Linked DNA regions of Homo sapiens: region 1 is linked to region 2. The links are chromatin loops, found by intact Hi-C in ENCODE. Cell type or tissue: endothelial cell of umbilical vein. All regions are shown on one strand.

Region 1 (8,000 bases), 54 kb after region 2:
GGGAGGCGGAGGTTGCAGTGAGTCGACGTCATGCCTTAATCGTACAATTAAGTATGTTCAAACTTTTTGAATGTTTATACATGTATAATCTTATAAAGGCATACAAATTAAATTGCATGTAGTTATACATCAAAATTTTTATTGATGAGAGTAACTATATGAAATCAAGATCATCCTACAAAATTCTGAGCCTATAGTTGCCATACTTATAGGTGTCTACTTTAAAATAAAAGCAAACTTGTCCTTTCCCACCAGCAGCCCAAAACCTGAGCAAGTACTGCATTTTTACCTCCTGGGTTACTTTTACATATTCACATAATACTTAGTTACTTTTTTATATTAATAGGACCAACAAATTATTTCCAGTATTCATTTTCTTATGCCTGAAATTGCCCCTTTGGTGAAGACTTTGACATCTGTGAACAAAACTCCTCTCTGAGCTGCTAACTGCTCAAAGCTGTGTAATTACCCTTCTCCGCTTTCTCTGGGTCTCACAGCACAAGGGCACTCCTGCATAATTCAGTTACCCATGTATCCCCTAAAGCCTTTCCTATGGTTGCAGTTGGCCACTCTATGTGGTGTCTGTGAGGCTGGCCCGGACTGTAAGTTTGAAGGGAGCTCACCCAGCTTGTATCACTATGCAGGAGTCTAACAGCAACCAAGCATTTTCCACGTGTCATAGCCTTTGAAATAATCACATATGGCATCAAGGCACAAAAGGACAAGTGAAACTGACAACCCCCGGGACATAAGAAGAGTTTAAGAGTATTTTCTATTTTCATTTTATGTCTGATTATCCAGAAAAGCCCCAAATATCCTACCAAGGGACTAGTATTAATGATAACATAGTTTAACATTTTGTTGTCTTGGCATTATTGAATCTTCAGAAAATAAACAGAAAATTTTGGAATCATTATTTGTTGAGCTTGAACAGTTGAGGTAATTATTTATAAATTCAAGGGTTGGCACACTTTTTTCTATAGAGTTTTCAGATTCAGCACATAAAAATCCAGGAGATCCAGTTAAATTCGAATGTCAAGTAAGCAACAAATAATTATTAGTATAAATATGTCCCATGCAATATTTGGACCACATGTACACTAAAAATTTTTCATTGTTTCTCTGCTTTCCAATTTATCTGAGCATTCTGTATTTTATCTGGCCGCCTATCTACAAAGGGTCAAATAGTAAGTTAGGCATTGTGGCCACATGGTTTCTGTCATGATTATTCAACTCTCATTGTAGCATGAAAGCGGCCATGGACAATACATAAATAAATGAGCATAGTTATTTACAAAAACAAGCAACAGGCCAAATATGGCCCGTGGGACATAGCCAATCCCTGCCTTCGTTCATTCATTCTACAAATATTTATGTGTTTTCCGTGTGTCAAGCACTGGACTAGGCCCTAGGAGTATAGAGGAGAATAAAAAAAGACACTGTTTTGTCCTCATGGACTTGTAATCTAGTAGGGGGAAATAGACGAGAAACAATTAATGAAAAAACAACCAATTACAACTTTTAATAGTGTTATCGAAGAAATGGAAAAGAATAGTGTGCAGCCATGGACCATAATTAAGGGGGAGAAAGTGAGACTTTCCTTGGATAGAATTTTCATGGAAGGTGCCTTTCCAGAAGTGATAATGAGGAAGCGAGCTGAAGGCTGAGGAGTTTTCAAGAGGCAAAGGCGTGTGCAAAGGCCCTGAGGCAGCAAAGGACTCAGTTCCCAGTGTGCTTGAGAAAAGGAAAAAAGGCCAGTTGGCCTGGAGTGAGTAGGGGTAGAAGGAGATGGAGCGGGAGAGGTAGGCAGAAACCAGACCCTTCAATCTTGAAGGCAGTGGGAAGTAAGCAGGGTGCTATTCTATGGGTAGCAGGCATCCAAAAATACTTTTGTTGCTGGGTATAGATGTCACAGGTATATGACAGGCTGAAAACCCTGGATAAACTGTGGGTATATAGATTTAAAAACCTAATGCCTTTATTTTCCAAATCACTACAAGCCCTCTGATAGACTGTTCTACACCAGCAGTTCTCAAACTTAGGTGCTCATTAGAATCAGGTAGGGAGCTTTACTAACAAACCCAATGTGTAGGCTACACCCTGATCCAATTGAGTTAGTATCTCTGGGGCTGAGACCCAGACACCAGTGGTTTTTTTCTTTTTATTTTCTTTTTTAACTGGTGTATCCAATCAACCTGGGGGACAGGGACCTCTTAAAATGCAGACTGTCATTCAAGAGGTCTGGGCTGGGGCCTGAGAGTCTGCATTTCTTTTTTTTTTTTTTTGAGATGGAGTCTCACTCTATTGCCCAGGCTGGAGTGTAGTGGTGCGATCTCAGCTCACTGCAATCTCTGCCTCCTGGCTTCAAGCGAGTCTCCTGCCTCAGCCTCCTGAGTAGTGGGGACTACAGGCGCACACCACCACACCCAGTTAATTTTTGTATTTTTATTAGAGACGGGGTTTCACCATATTGGCCAGGATGGCCTCGATCTCCTGACTTCATGATCCACCCCCCTCAGCCTCCCAAAGTGCTGGGATTACAGGCATGAGCCACCGTGCCCAGCCAAGAATCTGCATTTCTAACAAGTTTCCAGATGATGTTGCTGCTGTCAGTCCACAAATCACACTTCGAATATCAAGAGCTGAAGCCTCTTTTGCAGTCCTTGCACATACACCTACTTGCTATTTTCTCGTCCCCTTCATTTTCTTCCTACTAGTCATCCTTCAAAGTTTTATTACCTGCCGTTTGGCCTGCAAAGCACATAGGCTGCTACTGAACCCCACATCACTTCCTATTTTAAAAGAGCTTTCTAAAGCTTTGGGACTTGAATTAGTCAGCAAAGGTCTGCAATTCCTCTCCAAAGGCAAGGTAATCTTATTAAGAGAAGATCTGAAGTATCCTTAGGAACAAAATACTCAATGTAGCCTCTTTGTTCTCTAAGTCTCCATTCTCCAGTGCCTCTCTGTGCATTTGTTTGTCTCAGAACAGTCATGCACGGTGGATCCATTTGTCTTCCCTTATCACTCTGTTACTGCTGCCGAGCACTCGCTCAGCTGTGTGCTCCAGCTTCTTGGCTGACAAGATAATTACATTCTGGGCAGACTGGGAGAAAGACAGGTAGTGCTCAAAAGTTCCGATGCCGACAACCTAGTCATTGCTGGGGCAGACTTCAAGATCAAGCACCTGATCTAATTAGCACACTCCCATCACTACCTGCCTGCCTATGGAATGCTGACAATCGAAAGCCTGAAGGCAAAGCAGATATCATGCAACCCAGAGACAGACATTCATGCTACCCTTGTGCCAGGAACAATTACATGTTCTTTTTGGAATCTTGGGTGTCCTAGTAACACAGTTGAGCCTGGGGGTAAACTTTTGCATAATACTGGAAGCCCTGCATTTACTGATAATGAACGTGAGAACCAGCAGAATAAAACCCCACAAGAATGAAAGACCTCACGGGAAGAAAGCCTTCTGAAGAAGGACTCATTTCAGCAAACCCAGTCCGCCCCTAGCTCTGGAAGAAGCACATGGCTCCATAAAAGCGAGGTTTTGCCAGCAAAGAGCTGTTTTTCTTTGACCAGATAAATAGCACAATACATTCCCCTAGGATTTTTTTTTTTTTTTTTTTTTTGCCTCTGTGCTTTTGCTACTTCCTACATTTCTTTCAAAATGTAGCCTTTGACTTTGAAAGTCATTACAGCCACAACGCTTTTTCTCCTTTTCTTTTTGCTCTGGGTAGAAAAGTGCTCTATAATCTCTAAATCCTTATAATAAGTGTTCTATAATCTGTAAGTTCATATATAGACATAGGCATGTGTATATATACAGCATTATTATCTTAAATTTCTAATAAGATTCCCACCCTCACTTGCTGCTGGCATTTGCACTAGTTTCTCTGGCAGAGGCCTGGTGGAGAAGAGTGAACCGTGGCTATACAGTCAACACCTATTTCTACCATGTATTACATCTGTGACTGGGCAAGGTACTTACCTGTCCAGTTAAAACTAAGGCTTTAGGTTAAAGAAATCAAAAGAACCCTAGTGCAGTGTTATGGTTTGAATCATGTCCCCCTCTTCCTTTAAAAAATATGTTAAAGATCTAATGCCCAGTACCACAGAATGTGACCTTATTTGGAAACAGGGTCATTGTGGAAATAATAAGTTAACCTAATAGGAGGTCATACTGGAGTAGGACAGACCCTTAATTGAATACCACTGGTGTCCTTATATGAAGAGACACAGAGACACCGCCACTTGAGGGAGAACATCATGTGACAATGGACGCAGAGACTGGAGAGCTGCATCTACAAGCCAAGGAGCTCCAAGGATTGCTGCCAGAAGCTATAAAGAGGTGGGCATGGAGCTCAGACTTCCAGCCTCCAGAACAGAACAATTTCTGTTGTTGCAAGCCACCCAGTTTGTGGGACTTCGGCAACCCAAGGAAATGAACATACCCAGTCAGGCTTACTCATTAACCTCCCTTGGAGGTCAAGAATGACATCACAAGTCGAAGATAGCCATTGCCAGGCACCTAACAGAAGTGATGTGGTTAAGAAATCTGGCTCTAGAAAGAGAATATAAGGAAAGAGGATATGAGTGTATGGGTTCAGCCCTACTACTTCCTGGCTGGATGACATCAGGAAAGTTAACTACACTTTCTGAGCCTCAGGATCATGGCCATAAAACAGGAATAATGATGGTACCTAAATAATAGAACTTCTGTGAACAATGAAAGGGAACAACTGTGAGGTCTAACGGTTAGCTCTAGCTATTCTTTTCCTGGTGGTGGTAGGAGGCAGGTTTTGGGTACCTTTAGCTTTGTCTGAACTGAGGGTTCCCTGAGCCCACTAACCCTGAGTAGATAAAAAGCAATGTGGTCCACTCCCCCATGCATTCCTGCCACTATCCCGAGGCTATAACAAGGTCTCTTCGAGAGCCTTGGGTTTCAGAGGATGCAGGAGGTGCTTGGGGATGTCAAGAGGCTTGTGAGGACCTCTCAATCCTGTTGTAAGGCCCCTGAGTTGGCAACTGCAGCTCCTGAGGAAGGGGAGAGGCATAGAAAGAGGCAGATGAGATTCCTGTGAGAGCCAAGGAGTCTGCTGGGTCTACACCTCCCTTGGCTTTGTCCTCGGGTAGAGGAATCCATGAGGAGCTGATGACTCCTTGTGGTCAAATACCCAACAGAACTGAGCCCCTTTCAGAATTACCTGCACTTTCTGCAATTTAAGTGGCATCTTGATTACCCGGAAGCATCCCCTTGATGACAACAATGATGAATCCTTCTCTATGCATTTGTCTTGGAATAGTCATACATTCTGTTGGCCCATTTCTATAGGAGTAGAATTGCTAGATCACAGAGTGTGCTTATGTTCAGCTTTAGTAGATACTGCTAACTAGTTTTCCAAAATAGTTGTACCAATTTACACTTCTACTACAAGTGTATGAGAGCATTGTCAGTTTTGTAATTTTAGCCATTCTAGTGAAGTGAGTGCACAGTGGCATCTCATTGTGGTTTTAATGTATATTTCTCTAGAGATTCCTGATGTTGAACACTTCACATACTTATTTGCCACTTGCATATCCATTTTGATTAAGATGTCTTCTTCTTGTTGATATGTAGAATCGTTTAGATATTCTGGCACCATGTCCTTGGTTACATGCTTGTACTACAGATATTTTCCTCCCACTGAGTGCCTCCTTCTCATACTCTTAAAGGCATCTTTTGAGAATAAAATTCTTAATTTTTAAAAACAAATTTTTCAAGCAGTTTTAGGTTCACAGCAAATTGAGTAGAGGGTATAGAGAGATTTCCCATATACCTACTCTCTCCATAAATGTATAGCCTTCCCCATTATCATCATCTCCCACCACGGTAGTACATGTGTCATAAATGATGAACCTACATTGATACATCATTATCACCCAAAGTCCAGAGTTTACATTAGGGTTCACTCTTGGTGTTGTACACTTTATGAGTTATGTACAATTATTATGTATCCACCTTTGTAGTATCGTACAGAGTAGTTTCACTGCTTTAAAACTTCTCTGTGTTCTGCCTATTCCTCCCTCTCTTACTGGCCCCCAACCTCTGGCAACCACTCATCTTTTTACTGGCTCCACAGTTTTGCCTTTTCCAGAATGCCACATGGTCAAAATACTACTGTATTAGTCTGTTCTCACATTGCTATAGAGAACTACCTGGGACTGGGTAATTTATAAAGAAAAGAGGTTTAATTGACTCAGAGTTCTGCAGGCTGTACAGGAAGCATGGCTGTGGAGGCCTTGAGAAACTTACAGTCATGGAAGAACATGAAGGAAAAGCAGGCGCGGAGAAGGAGGAAGAGAGAAGGGGTTTGTGCTACATGCTTTTAAACAACCAGATCTCATGAGACCTCACTCACTATCACGAAAACAGCAAGGGGAAACTTCACCCCATGATCCATTCACCTCCAACCAGGCCCCTTCTCCAACATTGGGGATTACAATTCAACATGAGATTTGGGCGGAGACCCAAATCCAAACCATACCAACTGCCATATGTAGCCTTTTCAGATTGGCTTCTTTCACTTAATAATATGCATTTAAACTTTCTCCGTCTTCTCATAGCTTGATAACTCATTTCTTTCTAGCTCTGAATCATGTTTCATTTGATGAATGTACCACAGCCTTTTTTTTTTTAAACTATTCACCTACTAAAGGACATCTTGGTTGCTTCTGGCTTTTGCCAATTATGAATAAAGCAGGTATAAACATCTATGTACACGTTTTTGTGTGGACATAAGTGTTCAACTCTTTCTTTTTATACTTTAAGTTCTAGGGTACATAAGCACAAAGTGCAGGTTTGATACATAGGTATACATGTGCCATGTTGGTGTGCTGCACCCATCAACTCATCATTTACATTAGGTATTTCTCCTAATGCTATCCCTCCCCCAGCCCCCCACCCCATAACAGGCCCTGCTGTGTGATGTTCCCCTTCCTGGGTCCAAGAGTTCTCATTGTTCAATTCCCACCTATGAGTGATAACATTCAGTGTTTGGTTTTCTGTCCTTGTGATAGTTTGCTGAGAATGATGGGTTCCAGCTTCATCCATGTCCCTAAAAAGGACATGAACTCATCCTTTTTTATGGCTGCATAGTATTCCATGGTGTATATGTGCCACATTTTCTTAATCCAGTCTATCATTGATGGACATTTGGCTTGGGTCCAAGTCTTTGCTATTGTGAATAGTGCCACAATAAACATACATGTGCATGTGTCTTTATAGCAGCATGATTTCTAATCCTTTGGGTATATACCCAGTAATGGGATTGCTAGGTCAAATGGCACTTCTAGTTCTAGATCCTTGGGGAATCACCACACTGTCTTCCACAATGGTTTAACTAATTTACACTCCCACCAACGGTGTAAAAGTGTTCATATTTCTCCACATCCTCTCCAGCATCTGTTGTTTCCTGATTTTTTAATGATCACCATTCTAATTAGTGTGAGATGGTATCTCATTGTGGTTTTGATTTGCATTTCTCTGATGGCCAGTGATGACGAGCGATTTTTCATGTGTCTGTTGGCTGCATAAATGTCTTCTTTTGAGAAGTGTCTGTTCATATCCTTTGTCCACTTGTTGATGGGTTTTTTTTTCTTGTAAATTTGTTTGAGTTCTTTGTAGATTCTGGATATTAGCCCTTTGTCAGATGAGTAGGTTGCAAAAATTTTCTCCCATTCTGTAGGTTGCCTGTTCACTCTGATGGTAGTTTCTTTTACTGTGCAGAAGCTCTTTAGTTTAATTAGATCCCATTTGTCAGTTTTGGCTTTTGTTGCCATTGCTTTTGGTGTTTTAGTCATGAAGTCCTTGCCCATGCCTATGTCCTGAATGGTATTGCCTAGGTTTTCTTCTAGGGTTTTTATGGTTTTAGGTTTAATATTTAAGTCTTTAATCTATCTTGAATTAATTTTTGTATAAGGTGTAAGGAAGGGATCCAATTTCAGCTTTCTACATA
Region 2 (8,000 bases):
TTTTCTGGCAGTCTAATGCAGGCTATGAATCCCTTTTCAGAAAAAAATAATGTTTTAAAATTCCTAAAATAAACTACATACAATTAGAAAGAAAGCCAATTAGACTGAAACATGGTTATCAAATTATTGAAAAACAAATTTACATTATAGTAACACATGTACCTCTTTATTAACACTTTAAATAAAAAGGTCACTGGCAGAGCTAATGAACACTGTGATTTTGACACAGTGCTAAGCGTTGACAACATTTTGAGATATCTGCAACAACTGTAAAGTGATGTGAAAAATATGTGTAATTCCTGTTGGTGAGAGTTCCAAGTACTGCTAATATTACAGTGGTTTGTTGTCTACATTTGTAACGGAAGAAAATGTTTAATTTCACTCTGGGCTTACTGCAAATGAAGATGCAATTTTTTCCCCCTTCCAAAATCAAAGACTCCTCAAGTTCTATCAGCAGATAAACCCAGGTCTTTAAAATGGGTGTATTAAAGGTTTTTTTCTAGGTAACACATAAACCATCAACACTCACTGGAAACCACACGGACAGCTCCTCAGGAGGTGTGGGGTGCCCCACTGCTTGCCCATGGTGCTTGCTGGCCACCATAAGTGGCTCCTGGCATCATGCCTTACTAAAGTGGATGCTCAGTGCATCTACTCAACAACGGTGTGAAGAAGGGAATGGAGAGACAATGAGTGGGTTGGACTTGGCTCACCCTTCCTGCTCTAACATTTGGACACTCTGTGACAAATGCAGAAGGAATTCACTGAAGCCAGCTCAGAGTCCTGTACTGCCAGGCGTGACTGCAGAACACAGCCCAGGCAAGGGATGGAGCAGTAATGCACCGTGGGGTGGGTGGGGGTCCATGCTCAGCCCCAAGATGGAATTCTGTCCCTTCAATAAAGATCTGGAGCAGAAAAGGAGCATGCAGCACCCAGCAACCACAGAGGGTGACCACAGAGCTGAGCAACAGCTGAAGCTGTCCAGCTGCTTTTCTGTGGCAAGTCTACCCACATCCGCAACAGACAAGGGATTCATTCATCAAGACCCTGGCTTCATGAGAAGATCATATGTCAGTGTGTGTTTCTGACAAGTGTTGTTAGCTGAAAGTGTGGACCGAAGGTGCCCCCCAGCTCACCACTACCTAGGCCACCAAGAAAAGGGAAAAAAGAGGCTGAATTCACACAGCCTTGTGAAGTTCCTGGCAGGACCAAGTGTTAGAAACTTAGAAACTACAAACTGTAATATAAAGCAATTATTAAAATGAATAATAGTCGTATAAACTGGGCATGGATGAACGAATTTATTGCATTTTGGAAACTTTTGCATCAGGAGGACTCATATTGTAGAAAAGAGTAATCATAAAAATGGCTGTCATTTTAAAAAACATGCCTACTGTTGCAAGTACCACATGTAATTCTATTTAATTTTATCCTCACAACAACCCTTTGAGCACTTCTAGCCCCTGTAGTGGATTGAATGACGACTGCATCCAAAATATAGGTTCACCTTCCCAGAACCTGTGGATGGAATCTTATTTGAAGAAGCGTCTTTGTAGATGTAATTAAGTAAAGGATCTTGAGATGAGATAATCCCAGATTTTTTGGGTAGGTCCTAAATCCGAAGACAAGTGTCCTTATAAGAAGAGGAAAAGACACAGAGAAGGAGAACGCCAGAGGAGAAGATGTGAAGACGAGGCATCGAAATGATGCATCTACGAGTCTAGGGATGCCAATAAGTGCCGGCAGCCCCCGGAAGCTAGGGAGGGGGAGGGAACCCCTTCTCCCTCAGAGCCTCCAGACAGCTTGCTTTCAGGCTTCTGGTTCCCTGAACCGTGTGTCAGAAAATTGATTTATGTTGTTTTAGGCCACCCAACGCTCTGAGAATCGGAGCTGTTGTTCTAGTTCTAGTACTGAAAACTGCCCATGTGACTCTGGCCAGTCCCTGACTACCAGCGGAGCCCCCTGGGTAAGGTGTGCACACTACCCTGCTGCTCTGCTGCCTGGACAAATCAGTCATTCAAGTTGAATAACACTATTAAGGTAACGATAGTTTAGTATTAAGGTTAACCACCTGCCTACCATCAGACTGCCTGGATTTGAGGCCAACTTTTCCGCTTAGTGCCTATGAGACTGCGACCAAGTTATTTAACCTGAGTCATTTTCTTTTTCTTCTGTAAAATGGGGAGAATTCAAGAGGAGCCTTGAGCAGAAAAAAAGACATTTGGTAAAAACTAAGGAAGTCTGAAAAAAAGTATGGACTTTAGATAATAATAATGTATTAATATTTGTTTATTAATTGTAACAAATGGGCTAGGTGCGGTGACTCTCACCTGTAATCCCAGCACTCTGGGAGGCCAAGGCAGGCAGATCACCTGAGGTCAGAAGTTCGAGACCAGCCTTGCCAATATGGTGAAACCCCGCCCCTACTAAAAATACAAAAATTAGCCAGGTGTGGTGGCACATGCCTGTAATCCCAGCTACTCGGGAGGCTGAGGCAGGAGAATCACTTGAATCCAGGAGGCAGAGGTTGCAGTGAGCCAAGACGGCACTCCAGCCTGGGCGACAGAGTGAGACTCTGTCTCAAAAAAAAATTGTAACAAATGTACCATACTCACATAAGATATTAATAATAGGGACGGCTGGCTATGGGATATATAGAAATTGTACTAATCTAAAACTCTTCTAAAATATTAAATTACATATTATTATTTAAATGGGGAAAATATCAGTACCTCACCTCACATTGTGATAAAGATTTATAACAGTGTTTGGCATATTATAAGAGACATTGTTCGCTATTATTGTTTTAGGGCTGTTATCAGGAACAAGGAATTCGTACTTGCAATGTTCCATGAAACAGGCTAAATCATTTTTTTAAGTGAGATGATGTGACATATTTAGAGTAAGGTTGTCTGAAAATGTTATTATAACTGTAATTTTGACTCATTCCAAAGCTAAGTAAAGCCAATGTAGTAACTAAACTTTGTTTCATGCCTCAGTGTTTCTTGGTTTTTAGATCTTTTCAAACTGTGACTCTGACTACTACTGTAATTGCATGTAGCTCATGCAAACAAGATCTACCTTGTTTATCTGAGAAAAATGGAAAAAAAGAGAAAGACTCACAAATTGCAAATATATCTCCTTTTTGTTTCCTATCTGCTACTGGATTCCATTTTTAAAACACCTACATCATATTTTACTTTTTCCTTAGAAAACCAAGCAGAATGAATTGCAGTGACTCTTATATACTATTTTGACCCCAGGAGGTGGACAAATGACCATATATATACATATACATTCATTCAGATTACTGCAACAATGAAAGAAGCACACTCTTGATAAAACTGGTCATTTTAAGAATGACGGTGTCAACAGAAGAGAGCCAAACTCATTCAGATTGCTCCCACCTTGCCTGATGCCTGCATCATAAGAAAGCAGCAGAAAATCCAAGTTTGGAAAAAATGCTGCACACTTTCTCACCTGAAGAGATGCTTCCTACCTTAGGAAGAGAATGCTGTTTCCTTAACGGAGCTACTCTTCTGGACCTTCTGCAAGTAAGATGGGTAGATGGACAGACAGGCAGATGACAGCTTGAGGACAGGCTATTGTACCAAAAAGAAAGAGACCAAGGGCAGATGCAAGCAGCAACTGGGATCCTCTGCCCAGAAGATACAGGAAAACAATAGATAGCCGTATTCGAAATTCATTTCGCAAAGAAAACCAGTCTACGTCATTCAGTAATAAAACTGTAGTATCTGGGCTATAGTCACTAGGTTAACTATACTAGGTTATAAGGCTGGGTCTGAGTCCAGAAATTTATAATGAGCCATCACTATTGCAAGTGTTTTATCTGAACTATTATCAAAATGGACCTCCTCTCTGGGCTTTCCTGGGAAAATGAATCGTCTCCTGGAAAACCCATCTTGAAAGATCTTTGAATTGCAGAATGCACAAAAAAGGCAGCAGTAAACACATGAATTCACACCCGCCTTTTCCTAAGAAATCTGACTACAATATTATCATAGGATAATGAAAATAGTTTTTTGTTTAATTGTTAAACAAAAGTAAACAATTTTCTTCCCTGTGGGGCTTCTTGAAGTGTTTAATAGGTTATAATGCACATTGTGAGTTTCTGATGGAAGATTTAATAGTCTATATTAAATAAACTGCAGGAGCATTTCATTATCAGGGCAAGGATTAACAGCTCACTTCAGATCACATTTTAGGAAGCTGTGCTCCTCCTCCAGCAACATTCATAAAAATAAATCCTTCTGTTGGTTAACGTTTAAATCCTGTCTTCCTAATCTTTGGTTGCCTAATAGGGCCTAAACAATTTCAAGACCAATCTATACCATGCCACAAATGTCCAATAATCAATCCACCAAGGTCTGGACTGAGACCAGGGCTGACAACTGCCTTTTCCATGCTGCTGAGCCTTACTCTATTGGTGTCCAAGATAACTTAATTTCATCAACGCATAGGGAATGTTTGCCCCTCCCCCAATATTTGCAACTAACAGCAATTGTCTTTTATCAAAAAACTTTCCTATTTGTGTTTTGATTGAAACTTTAAAACATCGAACTCCTTGATATAAAGAAAATGATTCATTTCCTTCCTTTAATAAATGTTGAAACTACTGTGAGCCTCTCGCTTCATCATGCCTCGGTTGTTACACCCTCAACCGCTAGGGGGTGCCAGGAAAGGGCCCTGGGCTCAGGAGCAGCAAAGTTCCAGCCAGAGTAGTCAGGACGCAACAGAGATTGCAGCCCAGGCAGGTGGTTTTCATACTTCCCCAAACAAGCCTCACACCTGACTGCTCACCGGAGCCGCTTTTTGTCTGGAAGTAATTATGCCCAACAATATATAGATTCGTTACGTCTGTTGTGGTGTAAAAATCTGACACACCGTCTTTAATTAGAGGCCAGCTGAATTTGCTTTAAAGGCTTTTCTTCTTTCTCCACTTCCAAGTCTTGAGACATCACCAGGTTAATGCCATTTTGATTAGCTTGTTAGAATAATTTATTGTTTAGCCTTTTTAACGATTAGGGTGTTCACCTCATACCCAATCCTTTACTCTATTTGATTCCCTGAAAACTTACTGACAGGATTCACTGAGTATGCATCTGAAACAATCAGAAAATTCCATAAAATGGCAGTTAAAAGTAATAAATCCTCCACGGACCCACCCAAGGATGTGCCTCAAACATGATCACTGGCTGAGGCAAGAGGATCACTTGAGATCTAGAGTTTTAGGCCAGCCTGGGCAACAAAGTAAGACCTCCATCTTTATAAAAAATTTTTTTAATTAGTTTGGCATGGTGGCATGTGCCCAGCTACTTAGGAGACTGAGGTGGGAGGATCGCTTGAGCCCCAAAGTTTAAGGCTGTAGTGAGGCTAGGATTATGCCACTGCACTCTAGCCCAGTGATAGAGTGAGGCCTTGTCTAAAAAAACAACAATAAAAAGATAATAATTACTGGCCACCATTTCTCCCAGCTTTTTAAAGGATTAGAACTTTCCCTATTGTTGCAGCTGAATAAATTGCATCTTTAAGGTCAAAAGAAGTTTGAAGTCCTTCCACTTTCCAAGGAGTTTTTAAAAGAAAATATACCCATCTCTTCTGCCTTCTTAAGAGGAGTATTTTTTTATTCTGTTAGGGGAGACTTTTGTTACTGAAACTAACCCCAATTAGTCTATCAGCACAGCTAGAGAGAACTAGAGGACCACAGGGATTTTCCAGGTTTTCTTTTGCAACCAAAAAGTCATGGGGAATTCCAGAACAGAAGATGCTGGCTAATCAGACCTCCACTGGACTGAAGGAATGTTAACACAGCATACAAACAGTCTCCATACAGCACTGGCCTGCATAGTTCAGACCTTTCTGGTTCTACCATGGAATGCTTTTTGCAGAGTTATGACTCCTCATGACCCTCCAAGTTGTTAGAGCAGATTAGAGCTCCCGATGACTCTGCTGATGAGCAGATGGTATTCTCTCTCTGAAACAGCTGGAGAACCCTGGTGGTGATGGTGGGGTTATTGATTCAGGGCCTCAATAACTGCTAGAGTCATCGTTGATCCCTTGATTTCTCTCCCTCCCTATGAGGAATCTGTTTGTAAATCATGTCTATCTTGGAAATATATCCAGAATCCAAACACTTCTCACTTCCTCCTTTACTCCCACCATAGACCAAGCTGTCATAATCTCTGCTGAAACAGCCTGCAATAAGGCCCCCCAGCTTCCATCCTTATCGTCTTATAGTCTGTGCATACTTGCCACCTTATAAGCTACATCATGTCCAACCAAAACTCCATAAAAGCTTCCCTTCTCACTCAGAATACAAATCTGGAGCCCTGACCATCGCCCCCCCGAACCCACCCCTCCTTCATGAGCTGCCCTCTTCCCTTTGCCTGTCTGGCTCATCTCCTCTGGACTCCTTGAGTTCACCTACTCACTCTGCTTCAGCCTCGCTCGCCACCTTGCTTGTCCACAAACCATCCCGTACCAGGACCTTGCACTTGCTCTTCCCACAGGCAGGACTGCTTGTCCTCCAGAGAGCCCTGCGATGCCCTCCCTCCTTTCCCCAAGGCTATGCCTAAACACCACCTGAGCAGAGAGGCTTTGCTGGCCACCCCACCTTGGCCACTCTCTGACCCCTTGCCATCCTTTATTTTTCTCAGCATTTGTTACCATCTGACATCTTTATTTGTTCGTGTGTTTCTTGTCTGTCTCTCCCACTGGAATGTAAGCTCCATGAGGCAGAGACCCTGTCGGTTTTAATCAACACTGTGCTCTCAGAACAGTGCCTGGTCCATTGTGGGGTCTCCACAGGCGGCTGCTGAAGCAATAAATGAGTAAATGAAAAAAGAAGGCTCAGCAGCTCTGCAAGCTGTGAATGAGTGAACCACTCGGCAATCAGTGTTTGTTCATGTGACGTCTTGCTATTTGTTTCACAGATAGGAAAAAGGGGCCTAACGAGTCTAGTTCTCAGAGTCAATTCAGAATAAATTCACATCCAATGGTATTTTTCTGGAAAATCTCGTCTTTGGATTTATTCCACAAACTAAAAGACAGAAAGAGTTCAATTCTTTTAGACTTCAATATAATTTCTGAACCCTGACTGCATGGGCCTCTGGAGCAGGCCTAACTCACAGGACAGGCTCCCTGTAGCTGGCAGTGTGACTGCCAGGCTCCAGAGTAGGGTGGGGTGTGGGTGGTAACTGTGAAGTGCCGGGGCTGCCTGTGGCTCAGAGGCCGGAGTTCATCCTGAGTCATCTCCCGACCACAGGAAATGCCCACAGTCGTGCTCTCCTGGACTCAATGCCAGGCCCTGGCTCCTGACCAGCAGGCTCAGCTTCCCCTGAAGGGCCAGGCAACATGTTTTGTTTCATTTTGTTTTTAAGTGATTTGTACTGACTTTAAAGCAGAGAAAGATGGTACAATCCAGGACCACATCTTTGTCTCATTTTTGGCAGCCAATGATCTACAGGATAAGCAACAAACAAACCCAAAAGGAAATCACTAGACACAGAGCTAGAGCTGGAACCAGAGCCCTGAGATAGACAGGCGAACATATTTTTCAAGTTCCTCGTGGAATTTCACTTCTTGTTGGCATCTTTTTGATGATTCTTTGTACATCTCTTATCTACCAGGAGGCGGTTTGCAGGGTGATTCTGAACTCAGGTGGGAGGGTAGCGATCTGTCTCCAGGGCCCTGTTTTCTGAGCAGTGAGGGAAAGTTGTGTAACTTTTCCATGCCTCAGTTTCCTTATCTGGTAAATGAAAATAGAATAGTCCCCATTTTATTGGGGCCTTGTGAGAACAAAATAGGGCTACCCTAATACAATATTGAATGATGCCGGGCACTTGGTAAGTTCTCACTAAAATGAGCAACAATAAACATGCATCCCAAGTGAAACCAAAGGAGGGTTTACAGGAAACTGAGAGAGCTTCAACCTAGGCTCCAGTGTGCACAGGTGCCTGGGAGTATCTGGGAGCTGCGGG

What was found. Peaks named below come from ENCODE experiments on the same cell type or tissue, not always from the same donor. Only the 100,000 strongest peaks of a DNase experiment are listed, where the experiment ranks them.
Region 1: it touches region 2 in a loop (10-fold over the local background); 8 of 110 quality-filtered maps call a loop at or near these places.

What each region holds. Positions count from the first base shown.
Region 1 is chr2:160,153,384-160,161,383 of GRCh38, reverse strand. The region is part of intron 7 of ITGB6 (integrin subunit beta 6); the gene reads left to right. Among named protein-coding and RNA genes, the nearest start is that of ITGB6, 43 kb to the left of the region's middle. In endothelial cell of umbilical vein, no CTCF peak of the experiment used is centred here; a DNase peak (open chromatin) is centred at 4,503; H3K27ac peaks cover 1,581 bases.
Region 2 is chr2:160,207,536-160,215,535 of GRCh38, reverse strand. No RefSeq gene overlaps it. Among named protein-coding and RNA genes, the nearest start is that of ITGB6, 11 kb to the right of the region's middle. RefSeq lists enhancers at 4,968-5,017, 5,668-5,737, 5,878-5,967. In endothelial cell of umbilical vein, a CTCF peak has its summit at 4,679 (motif pointing right); DNase peaks (open chromatin) are centred at 4,675, 5,845 and 7,295; H3K27ac peaks cover 4,062 bases.